Linked DNA regions of Homo sapiens: all the other regions are linked to region 4. A link is a contact called in ENCODE Hi-C or POLR2A ChIA-PET data. All regions are on one chromosome and are shown on one strand. The core of a region is the stretch at or near the end of the contact, and the rest is flanking DNA. Distances in the headings are between cores, read along the strand shown. Region 1 holds the start of IFNAR2-IL10RB (IFNAR2-IL10RB readthrough). Region 2 overlaps DOP1B (DOP1 leucine zipper like protein B). Region 3 holds the start of GART (phosphoribosylglycinamide formyltransferase, phosphoribosylglycinamide synthetase, phosphoribosylaminoimidazole synthetase). Region 4 holds the start of RUNX1 (RUNX family transcription factor 1). Region 5 holds the start of MORC3 (MORC family CW-type zinc finger 3). Region 6 overlaps DOP1B (DOP1 leucine zipper like protein B). Region 7 has its middle 30 kb from the start of CLDN14.

Region 1 (3,103 bases), core at 255-2,754, 1.8 Mb after region 4:
CTTTAGAGGAAATAATAGGTAAGAAAAATGAGTCATGTACATTTTTGATTATCTAAAATTGTGGAAAACAACTTTATGAACAATAGAACTTACAAGTTCAAGTCATTTTCTGCGACAAACAGATCAAGCCTTATCAGCTATGCCCTAATTGCTAGGAGTGTTTATCGAATATTTTCCTTAGGGTAGATTTTGATAGAGTATCTGCTACCCCCTCACCCCCTCAAGCCTGCACAGGTGGATAGGGGGTGGGTGGACAGGATACTGAGAAACCTTGGCAAGCAGTGGGACTTAGCCCCTGGGCCAGTGAGCACACATGGGAAACTCCACCTCTCCCTGAGCCAGCTCCGGCACTTCTCACCACTGAATCAACGCCCAAGCATGCTATATTCGTTTCTAAGACTTCTTGCTAAACAAAACAAGGAAATAAAAAAAAAAATGTTAAAAGAAAGGAGGTGGGAATACTCAGAGTCAATATAACCATCGCTAACCAAATAAACGGGCTGATGGAGTCAACTCGCTACTGCGTGTAACGGATTGATTTGCTCAGGGTTGAAATGCAAGTGCCGATCGCCTCTCCATATTCGCGGAGTATCTTCCCAGTATCTCCCCTCTCCGACCCTGGGAGGGTGCACCCTTCTGTCTCCGCGGCCACGTCCCCTCGCCCCTTCCCCCTCCTGCCTCCACGCAGCGGATCCGGAGGGGTGTAGGCCGCTCCAGCCCCGGCTGCAGTCTGTGACCCTGACGCAGGTCGAGGGGGGCTAATCCCAGGGGACCTCAAGGGGGCGGGCTGGAGATCCCGAACCTGAGCACCCAGCTGGTGAGCCGGTTTTGCAAGGCGGGGTGGACCTGGAGGAATGTGACCCTCAAACTTAGCAACGACTCACATCTTGCAGTGGCAAATGCCCGGTATCCTGGGCATCCTTGGTGGGGTGGGGTGGGACGCGGAGGGGTGCAACGAAAGCGGACTCCCAGCAGGGGCGACGCGTGGAGGGCGCAGGACAGGGCCCGGGAGGGGTCCTGGGGTCGCAGGTGCGGCCCCGGGAGAGAGGAAGGGCGCACTAGCCGCATACTCAAGACGCAGAGGGAGGGCAGGAGGAGGAGGAGGAGTCGGGGAGAGCGAGAGGGAACCGGAGGGGATTCCGGGAACCGCTGCAGGGAGGCGGCGTTTTCCCTCCAGTCAGCTGGCCACGCGCTCCGCTCCCGCGACCCCGCCACGCTGCGTTACCTTTGCAGCTCTCGCCTTGCGGCTCCCGAGAGATGCTAGCCTCGGGCCCCAGCCGCGCCCGGCTCTGGGACCCGACGCTCGCGGTCAGGATGCGCCTCGCGGGCGGCCTCTCGGACAGAAGCGGCGGGCGGGGGACAAAAGCGGCCCGTGCGGCCGGGTGGTGGTCCGCGGGCTGCGCTCGGGGAACTGTTCGGCTCGCCGGCGGGATTCCTACCCGCCGGGAAGAAGCGTCTTTAGTGCGGGTGCGCGCGCCGAGCCCCGGCCTACGAGGAGCGATACGGAAGCGCGGGCGCCGCGCCGCCGCCGGCGCGGGGGCGGGGGCGGAGCCAGGGGCGGGGCCGGAGCCAGGGGCGGGTCCTGGGCCGCTGGCGGGGCTGGAGCAGGGCCGGAGGCGGAGGCCGGGCCGGGGGCTGGGCAGGAGAATAGAAAAAAGGTCCGGTCATTTACAATCGTCTGCTGCCGATTGTCAGCTCCTAACCAATCCCGCCTTCGCCGAGAAAGCTCCATAGGGGAAGAATTTGGGACTGTTTTGTTTACTGAAGTATCCTTAGGGGTTAGAATAGTGCCTGGCATTTAGAAGACACCCAAAGATGTGTTGACTGACTGAATGAATGAATGAACTAAAGAGTGAATGGGTTCTCTCCTGGCTCCCCCACTTGTTAATTGTATAAACCTGCATGATATAATTCTCCAACTAGTAAAACGAGGATAAAAATACCTACCATTGAGTAAATGTTGTAAATATCTACAACATTATCCGTTGTAGATTCTCCCCTCTTCTCCGCGGGTCTCTTCTCCATACTCCTACCCTTCCCTCGACCCCCCACTGATCAACGTGTTTCGGGATAGGCAGAAAGACAGATGTTCTTCATTAATTTGTCTGCTTGTTATTTATAGCCTGTCAACTTCTAAAATAGACTATGAGGCCGGGAGCGGTGGCTCACACCTGTTATCTCAGCACTTTGGGAGGCCAAGGCAGATGGACCATCTGAGGTCAGGACTTCAAGACCCAGCCTGACCAACATGGTGAAACCCTGTCTGTACTAAAAATACAAAAATTAGCTGGGCGTGGTGGCGGGCGCCTGTAATCCCAGTTACTTGGGAGCCTGAGGCAGGAGAATTGCTTGAACCTGGGAGGTGGAGGTTGCAGTGAGTTGAGATTGCACCATTGCACTCCAGCCTGGGAGACAAGAGCGAAACTCTGTCTCAAGAAAAACGAAAAAAAAAAGAAAATCCAAAACCAAAATAGACTATGAGGCAGCTTTCAAGTAAAATGTATGTATATTCTAAACATTACAGCTACTAAAATGGAAATGTTAATATCTTTTTGAAGGAGAGGGAAAAGATACACTAACCACCTAAATTGTTTTAACTGAGTATTTAATCTCTCGTTCAGCTTTCTGGCCTCCTAGGAAAGGGAGGAGGAGGATGTTTCATACTTTTTGTAGATGGGAAAAATGAGCCTTTTAATCTATGAAGTCAACCAACATTTGCTGATACTCCTTTAAGGCTAGGCACAAGGGTGATCATAAAGAGGATGTCACGGTCCTGCCTCTTATGTGACCCTTGGCAGAATTCCCACCAGCCCCATACGATCTGAAGGGAACTTATCTAGGATCCTATTTCTTATAAAAGACATTCAACATTGAAAATATTTTCAGCCACAGTTTTAGAGAATTTGCAGAAATAGCCTCTGAAAATGGGAGAAATCCAATACCAAACTCCATGTGCTGCATGCACTCTTTTATATAAACATATATATTAAAAATAAAACTATGTCAAAACCTTAACTATGACTTATTGCAGATTGGATGATAGTAGGTGATTTTTATTTTGTTTCCTTTCCAAACATTCTACAGTAAACATCCTTACTTATAT
Region 2 (3,135 bases), core at 293-2,792, 1.2 Mb before region 4:
CTTCCTCAGCTTCCGAAGTAGCTGGGATTACAGGCGCCCACCACCACATCTGGCTAATTTTTGTATTTTTTTTTTTTTTTGAGATGGAGTCTCGCTTTTGTTGCCCAGGCTGGAGTGCAATGGCAGATGGCATGATCTTGGCTCACTGCAACCTCTGCCTCCCAGGTTCAAGCGATTCTCCTGCCTCAGCCTCCCAAGTAGCTGGGATTACAGGCATACGCCACCATGCCCAGCTAATTTTGTATTTTTAGTAGAGATGGATTTTCTCCATGTTGGTCAGGCTGATCCCAAACTCAGGTGATCCAACCACCTTGGCCTCCCAAAGTGCTGGGATTACAGGTGTGAGCCATCGCGCCTGGCCTAATTTTTGTATTTTTAGTAGAGACAGGGTTTTTCACCATGTTGGCCGGGCTGGTCTTGAACTCCTGGCCTCAAGTGATCCACCCACCTTGGCCTCCCAAAGTGCTGGGATTACAGGTGTGAGCCACGGTACCTGGCCTAATTTTTGTGTTTTTAGTTGAGACAGGGTTTCGCCATGTTGGCCAGGCTGGTCTCGAACTCCCAACCTCAGGTGATCCACCCGCCTCAGCCTCCTAAAGTGCTAGTATTACACGTATGAGACACCACGTCCGGCCCAAACCTGCTTTTTAAAAACTAAAAGACTTTCTTTTGCAGAACAGCTTTAGGTTCACAGCAAAATGGAGTAGAAAGTAGTTCCCGTACATCCCATCCTACATACATACAAGCCTGCCGTATTATCAACATCCTGCACCAGAGTGGTACATTTGTTAAAACTGAAGAGCCTCTACTGACTCACTGTTATCCTCCCAAGTCCAGAGTTTACATCAGGGTTCACTCTTGGTGGTGTACATTGTATGGATTTGGAGAAATGGACAATGACATGGATCTACCATTATAGCTCTGTATGCAATAATTTCACTGCCCTAAAAATCCTCTGTGCTTCACCCATTCATCCCTGCCTCCCTCTCCCCAACCCCTGGCGACCACTGATCTTTTTACTGTCTCCATGGTTTTGCCTTTTCCAGAATGTCACATGGTTGGAATCATACAGTGTGTAGCCTTTTCAGACTGGCTTCTTTCACTTAGCAATGTGCATTTAAGAGAACCCGCTCTTTAACCACAAACATTTCTATATGATTACTCTCTTTGTGGGGGTAGGAGAGAGAGAAATAGCCTCTGGGGCTGGTCATGAAATTAAACAAATGAGCAGCTGTGCTAAGCCGGCAGGAAACATAAGCCTATGGGGCAAAGTGAATCGGAGATGGCAGGCTCCAAATAAAGGCATTTGTATCTAACTAAACACAGACAAAAAGGTCTACACAAAGGCAGTGAGGAGCACCAGTGGGTAAGCCCTGTTTTATAAGCATTCAGTAGCAAAAACCACACACACACACACACACACACACACACACACACACACACACACACACACCATAGAAACACATTCATAAACACTCCTGTGAGCCAAATTTGCAGAGCCACAGATGTTGCAAGTAATCTGAAACTTGGTATTCCGAGCTGGCTTAGCTGTCACTAGAAACCCAGATGGTGGTTTCCCATAAACTGTACATGAAAAACAAGTGAAAGTGCTTAAAAGGAAAAAACAAAATCTCTTACTTCAAAAAGGACACACGATCCTATCTGACTTACATTTGAAATAATGGCATCTTGTCAGGTGGAAAAGAAAGCGCTGTGTCCAAGAATTTGCAAGCTGATAAATACAAGATGAGTTCACTCTGGGGTATCTCCCCCACTGAGGGTCCATTTGCATCCGGGACTGAAACTTTCGTTCTGTTTACTTTGTTGGTGCTTCTATAAATTTGCAAAGAAACGCTTGTTATAAATTCATTCAGATCTGTTATAGTCCATTCACCTATGACCTGTCCCTCAGAAGAATTTTCTTTTTAAGAAATTTTTGGAATAGCTGGTCCTTTCACAAGTACTTCAAGATAACAGCATTTAACATTAGACAACTCTATATCTAAAGTGACGTGCTTTAATCGTGACTATCTTTTCCTCTTGTGTACAGATCTTGTACTGCTTACCTCAATGACTCATCTTCATCTTTTAGATCTTCTTCAAGCTGTGTGAATGTCTGAATCTGAAAAAAAAATGCATTCAAGTTACTATCTGAGACAGATTAAATCTACCCAAATATTTTTTTTTACTTATTTTTAAAAATCGATTAATTTATGAATGAATGAATAAGACGGGGTCTTACTCTGTCACCCAGTCTGGAGTGCAGTGGTACAATCATGGCTCACTGCAGCCTCAACCTTCTGCAGATGCAACTTCCCGCCATGCCGAATTAATTTTTGTATTTTTTTGTAGACAAGGAGTTTCACCATGTTGCCCAGGCTAGTCTCGAACTCCTGGGCTCAAGTGATCCATCCACCTTAGCCTCCCGAAGTGCTGGGATTACAGGCATAAGCTACCACGCCCAGCCCAAATTTATATGTATATAAAAAACTAGTAAGTATTATCAAATGGTACAAGTTAGTTGGAATAACTGACAGGGTGAGAGATCAAATATGATCATAGAGTAAAATATTCTCTGTTTAACCAAGAGCTAACCATGTGCTACCAACCTGATTAAAAATAACATTTAGATAAAATGGGATACATAGGAAATAGTACGTTATGTTACTGAAAAAGCATTTTAAAAAGCTCCAACCTTGCTTTCAAACTTACAATACTTGTACTCACCAATTCAGAGACCATTATTGGCCACAATGAAGTCAAATGTTGAGGAGATATTCTTAGCAGCAAAACTCTGAAAAAAAGAAACATCTGAGCAGCAACTATGGATGTCTGTCCAACTCTGAGATTGTCTGTCAGGCGTTCTAAGGAAAGAAGATTGTAAAGATGTTACACAAATATGCAGTTTAGGGTTTCTTATCAGACAAAGAAAAATAAAACTGTGACTGTTCTGACATTCTAGTAACAACCCAGTGTAAGGAATGAGTGTTACAGGCCAGGCTTGGTGGCTCGCACTTGTAATCCCAGCACTTTGGGAGGCCGAGGCGGGCGGATAACAAGATAAGGAGTTCGAGGCCAGCCTGGCCAATATGGTAAAACCCCATCTCTACTAAAAATACAAAAATTAGTCGGGCG
Region 3 (2,818 bases), core at 45-2,544, 1.5 Mb after region 4:
ACTCGGTTCTGAAACAGGGAGTCTTGGGTTACCTCGGAAAAGGCGAAGTTCCTCGAGGGAAAAGGAAGGGAGCGGCTGGGGGGGCGGTTGGGGGGGGCCCGGAAAATGGATCCCAGGCCCAGGCGGGGCCCTAGCGGGGCCTGAGCCGGGGAACGACTGCGTCTCCGAAGAAAGGTGCCAAAGAAGGCTAGGTGAGGGCCTAACGGTCCGTTGGGAGCAGAAGAATCTGGGAGGCGTTTACCTGGAAAGCTCCTGTTGAATTTCCCGGAATTTACTGACCACGAAAGACCTAAAAATCTGCTCGATGTTGGTCGCCATGGCGTCCGCTCCGTTCTCTCAACTCCTCCTCGCTAGTCCTCCAGGCTCCCAGCATGCCTCGGGAGGAGGCGCACGGGCCAATTCGGTCTCTCGCCTTCCTGATTGGCTCCAAAGGGAATGCCCGGTCCGGCCCGCTCCACCGAGGGACCAATCAGTGAGCACGGCCCTGCTCTCCTCTGCTGTTTCTGAGCGGCTGGGGTAGAGGTGCTGACGTTTGCGCCGCGCACGACTATGTCCGCCATGTTAGTGTCTGACGCAGGCGCCATTACAGGAGCCGTCTCTCTTGAGGCGACCGTGTCCGCATAAGTTGTCAGTCCCCAGCAGTGTTTGGGAGCCTTAACAGGCTTGCTAAGTGCCTGAGATTAAAGGCGAAGAGGAAGAAGAGCAAGAAGGGCAACCCGGTGTTTAACACACGGCTTTCAGGCGCTCTCAGGTGGCGCCAAGTTCAGTTTCGACAGGGATATGCATCCGGGAGAGAATTTTTCAGCCCCCGCCCCCACTGGCATGTGAGAGGAGGAACTCGCTGTTGCCCTGTGTCTTCCCCAGTGCGTTCTATAACCAGCCTCATTTTTTTTTTTAGCAATAGGCCGGATGTCCTAAGCGACCGGCATTCAAAGCCCGGTGCATTTTAGTCTCATCAGGAGTCAGGCGTGTCACGAGATTTTTCCGCGGTAGCTGCTCAGCTCTGACTCGTGAGCGGCGCACAATTGGCTAAGAATGGGTTTAGCATTTTGGCGCTCCCCCCCGGCGCTCCTGGAAACACTGCGTGGCACCCCGTACCACTGTCACATTATAAACGTGCTAAGGCTTGGGTGTCTCGGCTGGGGAGCAGTCAGGCAGCGCCCAGGGCGGGAGGGAATCAGACTAGATTCTCGCCGCGGAGACCCAGGGCCGCGCGGACCAATGGGGCAGGGAAGCCGTCGTAGGGCGGGGCAGTGAGGGGCGGTGCCGCGCTGGTCCCGCGCCGGTCCCGGTGGGCCGACTTCCGGCGAGCGGGCAAGCGGGAACCAGGTGGCCACCCGGTGTCGGTGCGTAAACCCCCTCCGCTTTTACACGGAGCGCGCTTAGGCTTTGGTTTGGGGATTTAAGATCGCGAACTGAGTGAAACCATAGAAACTGATTTGTAGAAATTTTCCTGTTGTTTGTAAATGCGGTGGGTGGGGGTTGGCCATGTGCTTTTCACTTGCTACTGTTAGCTGGTTTCTATTTGCTCTTTTACTTTTCCTGTTTTCTAAGATGTCAAGGCCTTTTTGTGTCTTTATACATTTTTAGGACATAACCCTAAATTGGTGTACTTTCTCTTTATGCACCCGTTGTCTCTGGCAGATTACTTGGTTAATTTTGTAGTTGGTTTCTACTTTATTCTCCATATCCTCTGATACGGCTTTATTTGCCTGTCTTATTCTGCTTATGTTACCCATTCTGAGGAATGAGGCCCAAGGTTAGTGAAGTCCCCCAAGGTCTTCCTGCTAGTATGGGGCAGCGTCTCTACCCAGGCCAAGGCGCTGTGTGAGACTCAGGAGCCCAGGCGTCCTCACCACTGGGTAGTAAGGCTATTTTCAGTGATCCACTAGAGTAAACAGAATTTTCCCACACTACTGCTATATTCAAACTAAAGATGTAACATTTGCTCTAGATTTAAAGATCTGTTTATTTCTGGCCGGATGTGATGTAATCCCAGCACTTGGGAGGCCAAGGTGGGTTGACCATTGGAGGTCAGGAGTTCGAGACCAGCCTGGCCAACGTAGTGAAACCCCGTCGCTACTAAAAATACAAAAATTCGCCTGGCGTGGCGGCGCACGCCCGTAATCCCAGCTACTTGGGAGGCTGTGAGGCAAGAGAATCGCTTGAACCCGGGAGGCGGAGGTTGTAGTGAGCTGAGATCACACCACTGCCCTCCAGCCTGGGCGACAGAGAGAGACTGTCTAAACAAATAAATAAATAAATAAAATAAAAAATCTGTTTATTTCAGATACACATGGCAAGTAAAATGTGTTTTCCCGTTACACTAAAGTAGCTGTTCCTTCCGAGACTGTAATTTAACAGGGTTTTTTTTTTTCCTTTCTCAAATTTTCAATGATCATCGTTTCACTTGTTGAGAGAATCTGAAGCAAAATTGCTTCTGTTAGGCTCCACCCCCTCTTACCTGTGTGACCTCCAGCAAGTTATTTACCTATCTGGGCCTCCTTGTCTTATCTGCAAATTGGTGATAGTAATAGTATCTCCCTCATAGGATTCTTTCATGACAAGCATTTTAAATAGTACCCTGCCCAAGGTTAAGTGCTCAAAAAAATGTTAGTTTTGTATATTGTCAGCTTACATTTTTCTTAAAATATGTAATCCCAACATCATCAAAATAAGTTTTCAATTTTCTTTTTCCTGTTACCAGTTTGTCTTGTGGTAAGTAAATGTAACAAGTTAACATTTACTACTGCTGAGTGCCAGATTGTACTTATTTATAAATGTCATTTCAGTTAATCTCCTAGGTTACACTGCTGTT
Region 4 (2,885 bases), core at 237-2,736:
TTGAGTTTCAATTCCTGCTTTAGTCAAAACAGGAGTAAGTAAAAATTGTGTCTGTTCCTTTTGAAAGACTTGTGCCATGGAAGCTACTATCGTTGTGGGTCTTTGTGTGTGTGAAATTAAGTGGATGAGGGAAAACCGAGGGAGTGTTGTGGGAGTTCAGCCTTTCTGAAGTGCCTGTGCTGGCTACTGCAGCTTAGAATCCAGGACTGGCATTTACAACCCATCATCACACAGGTTCTCTTGACCCTATGTGTCGAAATTTCACGTGCGCAGAGTGCTATGGCGGATGTAGGCAGAGCAGAGCCAAATGAATAAGGTAGTAAATCAGGAAAATAAGCCTTTCTTCATCTTGGAACTACAAAACAAAATGACGTTTTAGTTGTCAGCAGGTAAAGCCAGTGGGGCCGGAAAATGAAATACGTGTGACCACAGTGGTTTGCCCACTTACAAAATTATCCTGTTTTTAGCATCTTCAAACAGGCATGTCTTTCTAAGGTAGAGGACGCGCTATATAATATTCATTAGTCAGCCCCAGGAGAAGTGTCTCCTCCTGGTTCCCCTTCTATTGTGGCATCCTCATGTGCTCAAAGTGTAGTTTTACCTACAGGTGTAAATTAGCCTATTGATTTGAATTGAACTAGAGAAAGGCAATACAGGGAGCTTTCCCAAGTGACAATACAAATAAACATCTGCAGAGTAACCACTGCTTTGTCCCAAATACAGAAATTCTCTCTGCTTTGTTTTCCTTTAGCTTCCTAATTTGTGTGTGTGTGTGTGTGTGTGTGTGTGTGTGTGTGTGTGTTAAGACTGTACTATGATTTTATCTCTTTACTGAAAGAGATACATACTAAAGTTGTCCATTTAGGGGGAATAAAACCACATAATTTTGGTTTCATTAAAACAGTCCTTTTATTTCAAAAGTAAAATTCTTTCCCTTTCCCAGGCTTTAAAATACCTGTGAGTTGCCAGCCCGTTGTAGGGGTCAGACTCTCACCAAAACATTTCTTTTTATTTATTTTTCCCTTTTATAGTTTCACTTATGCCATGATAGACGTTACCAAGGACTTAACTCTCCCGGAGCTGATGCCTAGCATTTTAAATGATGGGATCCACATCCTGTCGGAGCAGCGGCTTGATGCCAGCGTTGAATTACTATTGAATAAGCAGCAATGAAATCTTTATCAAAATAATCAGTAGTTCCAAAAACCACAAATAACAACAGGAGCCGAGTTGTACTAAATCAGCAAAGACCATTGAGATATAATAAGTGACTGAGTCACTTTTTTCTACATCCCCCCCTCTTGCAAAGTCTACTCGGCTATTTTCTTGCACAGCCTGGGGGAGGGCAGGTGGAGGGAAGGAAGGGCATTGCTCAGAAAAGAAAAAAAAAAATTGACATCACTTAAGTCACATGATTGGCAAGAACCAATTGAGATGGGCTGTGGAAAGGGGAACAGTTAAATTTGTAATTTGGGTTGTGTGAAAACTTCTTTGGGCCTCATAAACAACCACAGAACCACAAGTTGGGTAGCCTGGCAGTGTCAGAAGTCTGAACCCAGCATAGTGGTCAGCAGGCAGGACGAATCACACTGAATGCAAACCACAGGGTTTCGCAGCGTGGTGAGCATCACCAACCCACAGCCAAGGCGGCGCTGGCTTTTTTTTTTTTTTTAATCTTTAACAATTTGAATATTTGTTTTTACAAAGGTGCATTTTTTAATAGGGCTTGGGGAGTCCCAGAGGTATCCAGCAGAGGGGAGAAGAAAGAGAGATGTAGGGCTAGAGGGGTGAGGCTGAAACAGTGACCTGTCTTGGTTTTCGCTCCGAAGGTAAAAGAAATCATTGAGTCCCCCGCCTTCAGAAGAGGGTGCATTTTCAGGAGGAAGCGATGGCTTCAGACAGCATATTTGAGTCATTTCCTTCGTACCCACAGTGCTTCATGAGAGGTGAGTACATGCTGGTCTTGTAATATCTACTTTTGCTCAGCTTTGCCTGTAATGAAATGGCAGCTTGTTTCACCTCGGTGCAGAGATGCCTCGGTGCCTGCCAGTTCCCTGTCTTGTTTGTGAGAGGAATTCAAACTGAGGCATATGATTACAAGTCTATTGGATTACTTACTAATCAGATGGAAGCTCTTCAGAAATGTTTTAATAAATACTTAGTTATGCTGTTGGAGTGTTCAGTCGGTGCGTGAGAACTTTGTCAAGTGCGAGTAAGTTGTGCTGGTCTTGTTTAAAGGCTTAGAGATTATGAAGCTTGCACGAAGCTCCCTGGGTTTTATTTTGCTGTCCCTTGCCCGGAATGCCTGTGTCTGAGTTATCCTTAACTCGGCATGCTGTGTGGCCCAGAATGCAGCCTGCCCTGGGGCTTAGCAGGCACATGCACAGAGCCAGCCAGGAGGGCTGGTGCCAGTGTGGGGCAGGAGGCGGAGGCTCTCAGATAGCCTTGCACCAGCCTGGGGACTTCAGGGCCAAAGTGGCAAGGCAGCTGTCTCTATAAGGCAGAGAGTACAGGAGACTGACAGACTTGGTTAGGTTAAAATCATCAGCATGGGGCTGTGCTGTGTTTTTCCTTGTAGCCTCAATGCAAAGAGACAACCAGCATCTTTCAAGAGAGAAAGGAAGCAAATTGTGGCATACCGAGGTCTCTCTGGAAAAGGGCAATAGAGAAGTTTCCCGAGTTAAGCATTCTCGCAGCTTAAGTCGTTAGATTACAGGCTTATGAATAGGAACAGCCAGGGTGGAAAACCTGTCTCCATTTTTGAAACCAGCCTCTTGAAATGGACAAAGCTGTGGTTGAGCTGTGAGTGTGTGAGTATGTGTGTGCATGTGCGTCTTGTGTATCTTTCGTGGTAAAAGAGGGCTGTGCTTAAACAAACAAAAATA
Region 5 (2,874 bases), core at 313-2,812, 1.3 Mb before region 4:
ACTCAACCTCGAGAGAGGAAGGAGAGAGAAGTGGGGAAAGGAGATAGGGGAAAGAGAGGGGGAAAAGGGAGGGAGAGAGAATAGAGATTTTAAACTAGGTAAGGCCAGACTTTACAATACCTTAAGCTAATGGGAAAGCGTTAGTCAACCCAGATTCACACAAGTGGGGAATAATTAATGTTTACACTCAGTGGTTAAAAAAAAAAAAAAGAAAAAAAGAATAAAATTGTCCTCTATTTTCAAACTACTAAAGCCTAGCTCACTCAATAAGCTAGTTACATAACGAAAGGATGGACCTTTATCCAGAATACGTAAAGAACTCTTACAAATCAATAAAGATCCTCCCAAAAGAAAAACAGAAAATGGTCAAAGGATATGAATAGGCAATTCAAAAAAACAAAACAAAAAACCACAAAGACTAATACATGCGAAGAGCTCAACAACACAAACAGTCAAGGAAACGCAAGTAAAAGCAAATATCATTTCACAAATATCGGACTAGAAAAAATTTAAAGTCCGTCAAAACCAGGTGTTAGAATCTGCCTAAACGAATGAAAGTCCCAGAGCAATGCACCAATTATTCACTACGTGTTTGTACCCCAAGGAGTCACTACCCATTCGAATGTTAAAATTAGTGGCACTAGGGCAGTCATTCTTTGGCAAAAGTCAACAACCTCCAGAAAAGAGGAACATTTCAGCATAACATCAACTGCGCTCACAAGGTAGAAAAGTTTTTTAGGATAATCAGGTGGGGAAGCCACGCCCACATTTCCTGGACGTGAGATTTCAAGTTATCTTGTGTGACCGCTCCCTACGATTTAAGATACAAGAAATGTTCACAGGGTTTCCAAGAACTCGAAACGCCCCAAAACAGACGCAACGCGGGATAAAGAGGAGAGCTCGAGCTCAGCGATCTAGGGTCTGGGCCCCAAGGCTTCCACTGCCAAGGAAGCTGCAGGCACTGACAGGCATCAGGCACACTCATCCTGACTCCACTCGCCCGCAGGCAGGCCCGCAGCCCCGTCCCCCCGCCCCCGGGACGTCGAGGCCGCCGGCGTTTCTGGACGCGGAACCCGCTCCCTCCCACCACGACGCCCAGCGGACAGAAGAGGGTCAGGGGCCCCGCGGCCCCGAGAGCAGACCGATCTCCCGCCGAGGCCTCGCCCGCGGACGACAGCTGCTGGGAGACTAGGAGGGAGCTGGGAGGAGGAGCCGCGACCCTGGCCCGCCCCGAAGCAAAACAGAAACACAATGCAGAGGCGACGGAACGCAGCCCGGCCCGCAGCCGAGCTGTTCCGCCGACGGGAGCGAGATGGCCGCCCCCTCCCCGGGCCCCGCCGCAGCCCCCGCCGCCGCGTCGGCCCCACAAGCCGCCACCGCCCACTGCCGGCCCCCCTTCGCTTGCCCGCCCGCCCTCCTGGGACACGGCCCGCTCCACCCCTCGCGGCTGCTCACCGCGCTGAGGCGTATCCCGCGGGGTGGCTGCGCCGCCATCTTGAGCGAGCTACAAAGCCAGGAACGGCCTCCGCCGCAACCCGACTGGGAGGTGGCGGAACGACTGTGGAGCCCTATGGGTACCGCCCACTTCCGGGGAGGGGCGCACGTCTGGCCCCTCCCACCCACTTCCGCCTCCAGGCAATGCCGAATTGGGAGCTTGGGGAAGATGAATTGCCTGACTGGTTAAAGCAGGGTACAGTGGGAGCTGAGCTTCCAGCGCGGGGCCCTGCGGGCCTAGGGCGCATGCGCGAGGCGCGGCCGGCCCGTACCCGTCTCGACACCCAGCTGGAGCTCGAGACTCGGGGATCTAGAGTTTGAAGCCTGGCGCGAGATGCGGTATACCCGAGACCGGTGAACTCCAGTCACTTGACCTGGTCGGATGTGAATTGCGCAGAAAAAAGCCATTCCATATCCACCAGTGTCCATGTGAAACCTTAACGAAATAAAGACGGAAATTAATGTAGACTGTTTGGATTTGCCCTGAAAACTATCAATCTAACTCATGATTTAAAAAAAAAAAAAAGAGTTCTGGGGCCGGGCGCGGTAGCTCACGCTTGTAATCCCAGCACTTTGGGAGGCCGAGGTGGGCGGGCGGATCACCTGACTTCGGGAGTTCGAGACCAGCCTGACCAACATGGAGAAATCCCATCTCTACTAAAAATACAAAATTAGCCGGGCGTGGTGGTACATGCCTGTAATCCCAGCTACTCGGAAGGCTGAAGCAGGAGAATGCTTGAACCCAGGAGGCGGAGGTTGCAATGAGCCGAGATTGCGCCATTGCACTCCACCCTGGGCAACAAGAGTGAAACTCCGTCTCAAAATAAATAAATAAGAGTCCTAAAGGCATAAGGCCGGTGCAGTGGCTCATGCCTATAATCCCAACACATTGGGAGGTCGAGGTTGGGGGTTCACTTGATAGGGGTTCAAGACCAGCCTGGCCAACATGGTGAAACCCCATCTCTACTAAAAATACAAAAATTAGCTGGGCATATTAGTGGGCGCCTGTAATCCCAGCTACTCGGGGGGCTGAGGCAGGAGAAGTGGGTGAACCCAGGACAAGGAGGTTGCAGTGAGCCCAGATCGCGCCACTGTACTCCAGCCTGGGCGACAGAGTGAGACTGTCTCAAAAAAATTAATTATTTTTAGAAAGAGAAATTGGCTGGGTGCAGTGGCTCATGTCTGTAATCTCAGCACTTTGAGAGGCTACATTGCGAGGGTCTCTTGAACCCAGGAGTTCGAGACGAGCCTGGGCAACACGAGGAGACCTCATCTTTACAAAAAAAAAATTGAATTAGCTGGCAGGGCGTGGTGGCTCACACCTGTAATCCCAGCACCTTGGGAGGCTAAGGCGGGCAGATCACTTGAGGTCGGGTGTTT
Region 6 (2,844 bases), core at 169-2,668, 1.2 Mb before region 4:
ATGCTGCTATGAACATCGGTACACAAACACCTGTTCAAGTATAGCTATATTTTTTAATAATCACTTTTTCCATTGCACGAATTTTCTTTTTTTTGGACAGGGTCTCACTCTGTCACCCAGGCTGGAGTGCAGTGGCTCAATCATAGCTCACTGCAACCTCGAACTCCTGTGCTCAACTGATCCTCCTGTCTCAGCCTCCCAAGTGGCTGGGACTACAGGTGTGCACTACCACACCCAGCTAATTTTTAAATTTACTGTAGAGATGATGTCTCCCTACATTGCCCAGGCTGGTCTCGAACTCCTGGACTAAAGTGCTAGGACTACAGGCATGAGCCACCATGCCCGGCCCCCCTAATTTTCATTTAGATTATTCTTAAATTTTTGCTAACTGTATGATTTTAAACTGTTCGACAGAAGGCAATTATTTCAAGATTGAAATAAATCCCTGGTTTTTATTAAATTAGTTAATTAAGAGCAAAACAGCTCTGCTGCTTTCAATGATGAAGACTGCTTTGGTAAAAACAGAAATAGAAGACTCTAAGGGAATGCAAATATTAAACCACACAGCTTGCCCTGTTTTAAATCCACCGTGTATAATTGAAGAAGCTCTCTAGACAACATGGGCCCTCCAGGCTGCTGTAATGAAATTGAGCAGAAAAATTACAAGGAACTTCTCGGTTCAATGACATCACCCTGAAGGTTTCTGTTTCACAGCAGCCAGATGAAATCTCCTCTTTCTCAGAGTGTCTATCATTAGTTATGTTCTCTGACATTTATTTTCTACCTTTATAAAAAATTATGCAGCCAGGCATGGTGGCTCTCGCCCGTAATCCCAGCACTTTGGGAGGCCGAGGCAGGAGGATTGCTTGAGCCTAGGAGTTCCAGACCAGCCTGGGCAATGTGGCAAACCCCGTCACTACAAAAAATATAAAAATTAGCCAGGTGTGGTGGTGTGCATGTGTGGTCTCAGCTATTTGGGAAGATCATTTGAGCCTGGGGAGGTCGAGGCTATGGTGAGCTGTGATTGTGCCACTGCACTGCAGCCTGGGTGACAGTGAGATCCTGTCTTAAAAAAAAAAAAGTTTTAAAAAAAATTATGCAAATTTTGGCCGGGCACGGTGGCTCACGCCTGTAATCCCAGGACTTCGGGAGGCCAAGGCAAGTGGAGTTCAAGACCAGTCTGGCCAACATAGCAAAATCCCGTCTCTACTAAAAGAAAAAAAAAAATACAAAAATTAGCCGGGCTTGGTGGTGCGCACCTGTAATCCCAGCTACTCAGGAAGCTGAGACACAAGAATCACTTGAACCCCAGGGGCGGGGTTGCAGTGGGCTGAGATTGCACCACTGTACTCCAGCCTGGGCGACAAAGTGAGACTTCATCTCGAAAAAACTAAACAAAACAAAACAAAACCAAAAGTTAGCCAGGAGTGATAGCATGCACCTGTACTCCCAGCTACCCAGGAGGCTGAGGCACAAGAATCACTTGAGCCCAGGAGGTGGAGGTTGCAATGAGCTGAGATCGCACCACTGCACTCCAGCCTGGGTGACAGAGTGAAACTGTGTCTCAAAAAAAAAAAAAAAAAAAAGTTACACAAATTTTAATTTGCCCTTGACAAAGACTCTCTCCTTGAGCTGATTCTAGCTAGGCTCCTCTGAGCCCTCTGCTTGACAAATGATTCTGTCCACCCCCACAGCCCCAAACAACACTAGCATGGATCCCTAGGATGGGGACACCAGTCCTCTTCAAACACTTGTCCGAGAAAGCTCAAGGTTGCCAAATAATTTACTGTTTGTTCCTGCGAGACCCCTGACCTCCCTTTCTTAGAGCATTTTCTTTTAAGTTTACAATGATAAATACTTTCTCTGTCCCTTTGAGATGTGTATGTGTCTCCCACAACCTAGGAATGTGTTTCTCAAGGACCTGGGAGCCATCCCTTTGAAACAGAATCATCAAGAAAGACAGAGTCTCGATCTCCCAGCCTCTGTGGGAGGGTAGGAGCCTCATTTGGATAAGCCCCAGTTAGCAAACCCAGATGGCCTAATCACATCTATGGACTGAGCAGCCTCCCCACCTGCTCTTTTGTAATTTTCTACTTCTCCAACTCTCCTTAAACTTCCTGCTCCTTCCCCCTCCCTCCTCCCTCATCCTTTCCCAGTCATCTCCACACAAATCTAAACTGAACCCAACACTTTCCCTTACCGCAGTGGTTATTGAATCACATCTGTCTTTACCATCTTTCACTAGAGTCTGGTTTTGTTTATCTTTGGCATCTTTATGGCTGCGAGCTCCTTGAGGCAGGTGCCATTTCCTCTTTCTAAAGATTTTATTCCACTTGGTGCCCAGAAGGCGCTAACCCATGTACCAGGCAGTGTCCTCAGCAGCAGGGTACAAGGAATGAGAGCCCCTGACCTCAGGCAGTTCCCAACTTAAAAAAGAAGCACCAGATCTTCATAGGTCTCCCCCAAAGCACAGCAAACAGCACCTCCACTTCACTACCCCAAGCATTCCCACTAGCTCTTGTTACCTATCCTTCCCTCCCAAACACGATTTATAAGGAAGTAGAGTTATGACAAATGCCACCCACTAATCTGCAGAAGCCCAGAGGCTTCCCCAGGCTCCTCACCTCATCACCCCCTTTGACTTGGGGTGGCCTCTTCACCACCTCCTTCACCAGGTGCAGCAGCGTGTCAGTCTGCAGGGTGCTGAGTGCACACACCAAGTCGACAAGGGTTAGCTGGGATGCACTTGCCGTTGGGATAATCTGCCAAGAAAAAAAAAAGTTCCTTGAAAGCTTATAGAGAGAAAGTAAAAATAAGGATGACACATCCTTATTGTATTCTACA
Region 7 (3,156 bases), core at 447-2,946, 1.5 Mb before region 4:
AATTACTTCAGTACGAGGCTATCACCTCAGAACAGACCAACCAAACTTAGAACTGGGGTAAACTTCTCAGGGTAACCACTCTCTAGGCAGATGTTGGCATCAACCTGCTGATAACATCAGTGAATATCATCTTAGGTCTTGGTGTGGCTTCTTGTACATCTGAATCTGCTGGGCTTCCTGTAGTAGCTAAGAAAAAAATTACCATTGTACAGGAGGAAAGAAAGGAAACACATGGCTCACAGATGTGCTCCCTGCAGCAGGGAGGACTCTCGAAGTGTGGGCCAGACAGGAAACCTAGAATGATGGAAGAAAAATCAGGCACTAGGAATGAGACTGAAATTAGTTTACGTTCCTCAGCTGATTGCACACAAGAGGAAACTTTTTGTTCAATCATTTAAACTACTATTGATTATGGAAAAATTCTGGTCCCTGTTACTAAGACATCTACAACTGAATTGGTAAAATCCACATAGGAAAATTGGACAATGACACAAGGCAATACGGGATCTGGTCTAAGTAAACAGCTATTATGGGTTCAGAAGGACAACCCATTGAGATGGCAACGTTGTGCTTCCAAACAGGGCTGGAAATCTGCTTCAACGCACCGTGAAAAGGGTGTGCTTAACTACACCTGCTCACTTAGAAAAAAACACAAACATTTCCCTCTGGGAACCCAGCCTGAATTTGTTTGCTGACTTGCATGCCTCTATGTGTGTCTTCACCTGTTGGGGTTGGAGGCTCCCCGGCCTGCCTCCCTCCGTGTTTCTGCCACTTCCCTTATCTTGAAATAGCCATGACCATCGGAGAACTAGGTTTCCCTTCTCCCCTTTTCTACATCCACCACCAACTCACATTAATTTATTGAGGACAAACATTGCTGGCAATAGAGAAGGTAGAATCAGAAGAAAACATATCTACCTCTTATTAAAAGGGTTAAGAGGGTTCTTAATAAGTAGACCAGGGCTTGACCTGAAGGATTTTGCTAAGGGCTACTGTACAAGATCCAACCTCCTGCCCTTTACTGGCGTCCCCAACACCCCATGTGGGTTTTTCTGTAGCCAGATATTTTTCCAGACCAACATTGGATTACATGGCTGCAGACCTTGGGATTCAAAAGGGAAAGATGAAACCTTCACAGCAACTTGGAGTTTCTTTCAAGGGGAATTTTCATTACAGAATGTTTTGTTTTAACTGGTAATTAAAGGTAGGTGAAACACTCCTGTAGTAAGGGGTTTTCCTCCTCTCCAACCTGTCCCTCCAAGAGAAACAGGCACAGGCAGGGCCACGAGGCCTGCCCTCCTCTCTAGAGGTAACTGCTCCTGAGAGTTTATGGTCTGGTCCACTTCGGTTTCTCATGTGTCACCTTTCTAGGGGCTGCAAGGCCCAGAGATCTGGACACAAGCCAAGAAGTCAAGAACTGTTGAAGCCGCAGTCTCCACTCTCCTACTGACACCAGAGACCACCCAGCCCAGCCAAACCATATGGCCTCTTGTTTTCCTGATGTATGAGGTGGGTAGAATGCTTTTCCCCCAAAAGAGGACTCCAAGGGATCAATTACTTAAAATCTGTAAACATGTAGCATTATAATTATGATTCCAGTTTCTAGTCAAAACGGAACTGGCCAAAAGGAAAGAAAATACTGACACTGCCTCTGAGGGCAGCTGCCACCGCTTTTCCGGTATTTCCAGTCTGGCGGGTGGAAGAATGTCTTGGATCAGCTCAGCGCTTGACTGGCCCAGAGCTATGCTTTCCCCATTTGAGGATAAAGAGGCCAAAAACCCAACTGAGCCCTGGACATAACTGGGCCGTGGGAGTTTACACCATTTGCTGTAGCAAAGGCTGGACCTCTTAATGGGTTACAGGGTGTCTATGGTAGGGCACTAAACCTTCAGGTTGTTTAGGGATTGACAGGTTGTGTAGGTGGCCAGTAAACAGACTTTTGGTTTCTAAGCTGTCAGTCTAAAAGCAATGCTGCTGGGCCAGGCGCGGGTGGCTCACGTCTGTAATCCCAGTACTTTGGGAGGCTGAGGTGGGCGGATTACGAGGTCAGGAGTTCGAGACTAGCCTGGTCAGCACAGTGAAACCCCATCTCTACTAAAAATACAAAAATTAGCTGGGTGTGGTGGCGTGTGCCTGTAGTCCCAGCTACTCGGGAGGCTGACGCATTAGAATCACTTGAAGCCGGGAGGCGGAGGTTGCAATGAGCAGAGATTGCGCCACTGCACTCCAGCCTGTGACAGAGTGAGACCCAGTCTCAAAAATAAATAAATAAATAAAAAATAAAAGCAATGCTGCTAAGACATCTGCGGTTGTCAGGGAGAAGGAATTTCTGTATGGAACTGGCAGCACTCCCTCTCAACAGGGACTCTGCCCCCAACCATATGTATCTTCTCCATGGGAATCCTTCAATAAATGCCTCAGCCAACAACCACTGCTCCCCTTCTCTGGGCCAAAAATTTTCATCCCATTCTAACTCCTTCTTCCCTGCAGCCAACACCACCTCCAAACATCTACCCTTCTCCTAATTCAGCCCAAAGCAACACAAAGAGCCACTCCTGCTTTCCATTCCCAGTTGCGTTCTCCAGCCTGTGGTTTCCGGTCTGAGCTGCTCCCAAGATGGCGGACACCGGAAGTGCCTTCACAGCAGGTGGGCAGCCATCTCCACCTGTGGCGCTAGGGCCGCCTCCTGCTCAACCAAAGAGAGTCAGAACCTAGCACAATACACACCGCAGCCATGCCCAGGGCCAGGTGGAGACAGGATAATAATTTGACACTGTTTAAACTATTGGTTTTTATATATTCTTTCAATATTTACCTAGAGGAAAGGCTGAGTACTCTAAATAAATAAAGGAAAGGCCCAGCAGGAAGAAAGGGCCAGCGGGGAGCAGCCTCAGCGGCTTCTTTACCTCCAGAGAATTCATTTTTTGCCTCAAACTTGCAGCCTCCTCTCAGCAAAACAAAAGCCCCACAATTAAGGACGCCTACCAACCCACAGGACAATGTCCTGAAGCCAGCCCCTCGAGGCATAACCCCTTACTCCAGAACCTTCCATCTCCCACACTGCTTCCCCCAAGGGGAGTGCTAAAAAGACCATTGTCTCTCCAACTTGTGACTGTTTTCAGTGATGTTGCAGACATTCAGCTGGCCCACCCTGGC

Evidence for each region. Hi-C counts contacts between places; a loop is a spot of excess contacts on that map. ChIA-PET counts read pairs that join two places held with the same protein, here RNA polymerase II (POLR2A). Pooled maps may share reads with other maps.
Region 1: a pooled map shows a loop between it and region 4 (5-fold over the local background). The contact joins the promoter of IFNAR2-IL10RB here to the promoter of RUNX1 in region 4. A Hi-C loop is called at or near these places in 1 of 37 single-sample maps with no recorded cell type and 5 of 50 pooled maps.
Region 2: a loop to region 4 is called in a pooled map, with 4 times the contacts of the local background. The contact joins the enhancer-like site here to the promoter of RUNX1 in region 4. A Hi-C loop is called at or near these places in 4 of 37 single-sample maps with no recorded cell type and 6 of 50 pooled maps.
Region 3: a map of CD4-positive, alpha-beta memory T cell shows a loop between it and region 4 (11-fold over the local background). The contact joins the promoter of GART here to the promoter of RUNX1 in region 4. A Hi-C loop is called at or near these places in 1 of 168 maps with a recorded cell type or tissue (CD4-positive, alpha-beta memory T cell) and 7 of 50 pooled maps. POLR2A ChIA-PET finds 5 or more read pairs at or near these places in 1 of 52 experiments (activated naive CD4-positive, alpha-beta T cell).
Region 5: a loop to region 4 is called in a map of natural killer cell, with 11 times the contacts of the local background. The contact joins the promoter of MORC3 here to the promoter of RUNX1 in region 4. A Hi-C loop is called at or near these places in 1 of 168 maps with a recorded cell type or tissue (natural killer cell) and 9 of 50 pooled maps. POLR2A ChIA-PET finds 5 or more read pairs at or near these places in 3 of 52 experiments (activated CD4-positive, alpha-beta T cell, activated T-cell and endothelial cell of umbilical vein).
Region 6: a loop to region 4 is called in a map of B cell, with 5 times the contacts of the local background. The contact joins the enhancer-like site here to the promoter of RUNX1 in region 4. A Hi-C loop is called at or near these places in 1 of 168 maps with a recorded cell type or tissue (B cell), 2 of 37 single-sample maps with no recorded cell type and 2 of 50 pooled maps. POLR2A ChIA-PET finds 5 or more read pairs at or near these places in 1 of 52 experiments (activated B cell).
Region 7: a loop to region 4 is called in a map with no recorded cell type, with 5 times the contacts of the local background. The contact joins the enhancer-like site here to the promoter of RUNX1 in region 4. A Hi-C loop is called at or near these places in 2 of 37 single-sample maps with no recorded cell type and 2 of 50 pooled maps.

Annotation. Positions count from the first base shown.
Region 1 is chr21:33,228,339-33,231,441 of GRCh38, reverse strand. It overlaps IFNAR2-IL10RB (IFNAR2-IL10RB readthrough), which reads right to left and starts at 1,504. Exons shown (of 13, transcript NM_001414505.1): 1 at 1,226-1,504. IFNAR2 (interferon alpha and beta receptor subunit 2) reads right to left here and starts at 1,504. Exons shown (of 9, transcript NM_001289125.3): 1 at 1,226-1,504. RefSeq lists silencers at 1,038-1,087, 1,108-1,167, 1,228-1,687.
Region 2 is chr21:36,287,743-36,290,877 of GRCh38, reverse strand. DOP1B (DOP1 leucine zipper like protein B) reads right to left here. Exons shown (of 37, transcript NM_001320714.2): 33 at 2,728-2,864; 34 at 2,067-2,122; 35 at 1,672-1,833. Among named protein-coding and RNA genes, the nearest start is that of MORC3, 31 kb to the left of the region's middle. RefSeq lists a silencer at 1,036-1,085. Within about 2 kb of position 1,542, at least 8 of the 41 ENCODE cell types and tissues checked have a DNase peak (open chromatin) inside an H3K27ac peak, as active enhancers do.
Region 3 is chr21:33,540,593-33,543,410 of GRCh38, reverse strand. It overlaps GART (phosphoribosylglycinamide formyltransferase, phosphoribosylglycinamide synthetase, phosphoribosylaminoimidazole synthetase), which reads left to right and starts at 1,294. Exons shown (of 22, transcript NM_000819.5): 1 at 1,294-1,346. It overlaps SON (SON DNA and RNA binding protein), which reads right to left and starts at 373. Exons shown (of 12, transcript NM_138927.4): 1 at 242-373. The coding sequence starts at 318. RefSeq lists silencers at 1-88, 1,129-1,418 and enhancers at 269-328, 233-964, 529-978.
Region 4 is chr21:35,047,903-35,050,787 of GRCh38, reverse strand. RUNX1 (RUNX family transcription factor 1) reads left to right here and starts at 1,486. Exons shown (of 9, transcript NM_001754.5): 1 at 1,486-1,620; 2 at 1,830-1,946. The coding sequence starts at 1,889. RefSeq lists enhancers at 1,644-1,763, 2,124-2,263.
Region 5 is chr21:36,318,885-36,321,758 of GRCh38, reverse strand. MORC3 (MORC family CW-type zinc finger 3) reads right to left here and starts at 1,562. Exons shown (of 17, transcript NM_015358.3): 1 at 1,456-1,562. The coding sequence starts at 1,494. RefSeq lists a silencer at 979-1,438.
Region 6 is chr21:36,253,690-36,256,533 of GRCh38, reverse strand. DOP1B (DOP1 leucine zipper like protein B) reads right to left here. Exons shown (of 37, transcript NM_001320714.2): 23 at 2,625-2,762. Among named protein-coding and RNA genes, the nearest start is that of MORC3, 65 kb to the left of the region's middle. RefSeq lists enhancers at 564-613, 2,384-2,483. Within about 2 kb of position 1,418, at least 3 of the 41 ENCODE cell types and tissues checked have a DNase peak (open chromatin) inside an H3K27ac peak, as active enhancers do; they include B cell, where a contact is called at or near this core.
Region 7 is chr21:36,508,716-36,511,871 of GRCh38, reverse strand. It overlaps a transcript of CLDN14 not described here. Among named protein-coding and RNA genes, the nearest start is that of CLDN14, 30 kb to the right of the region's middle. RefSeq lists an enhancer at 104-153. Within about 2 kb of position 1,696, at least 8 of the 41 ENCODE cell types and tissues checked have a DNase peak (open chromatin) inside an H3K27ac peak, as active enhancers do.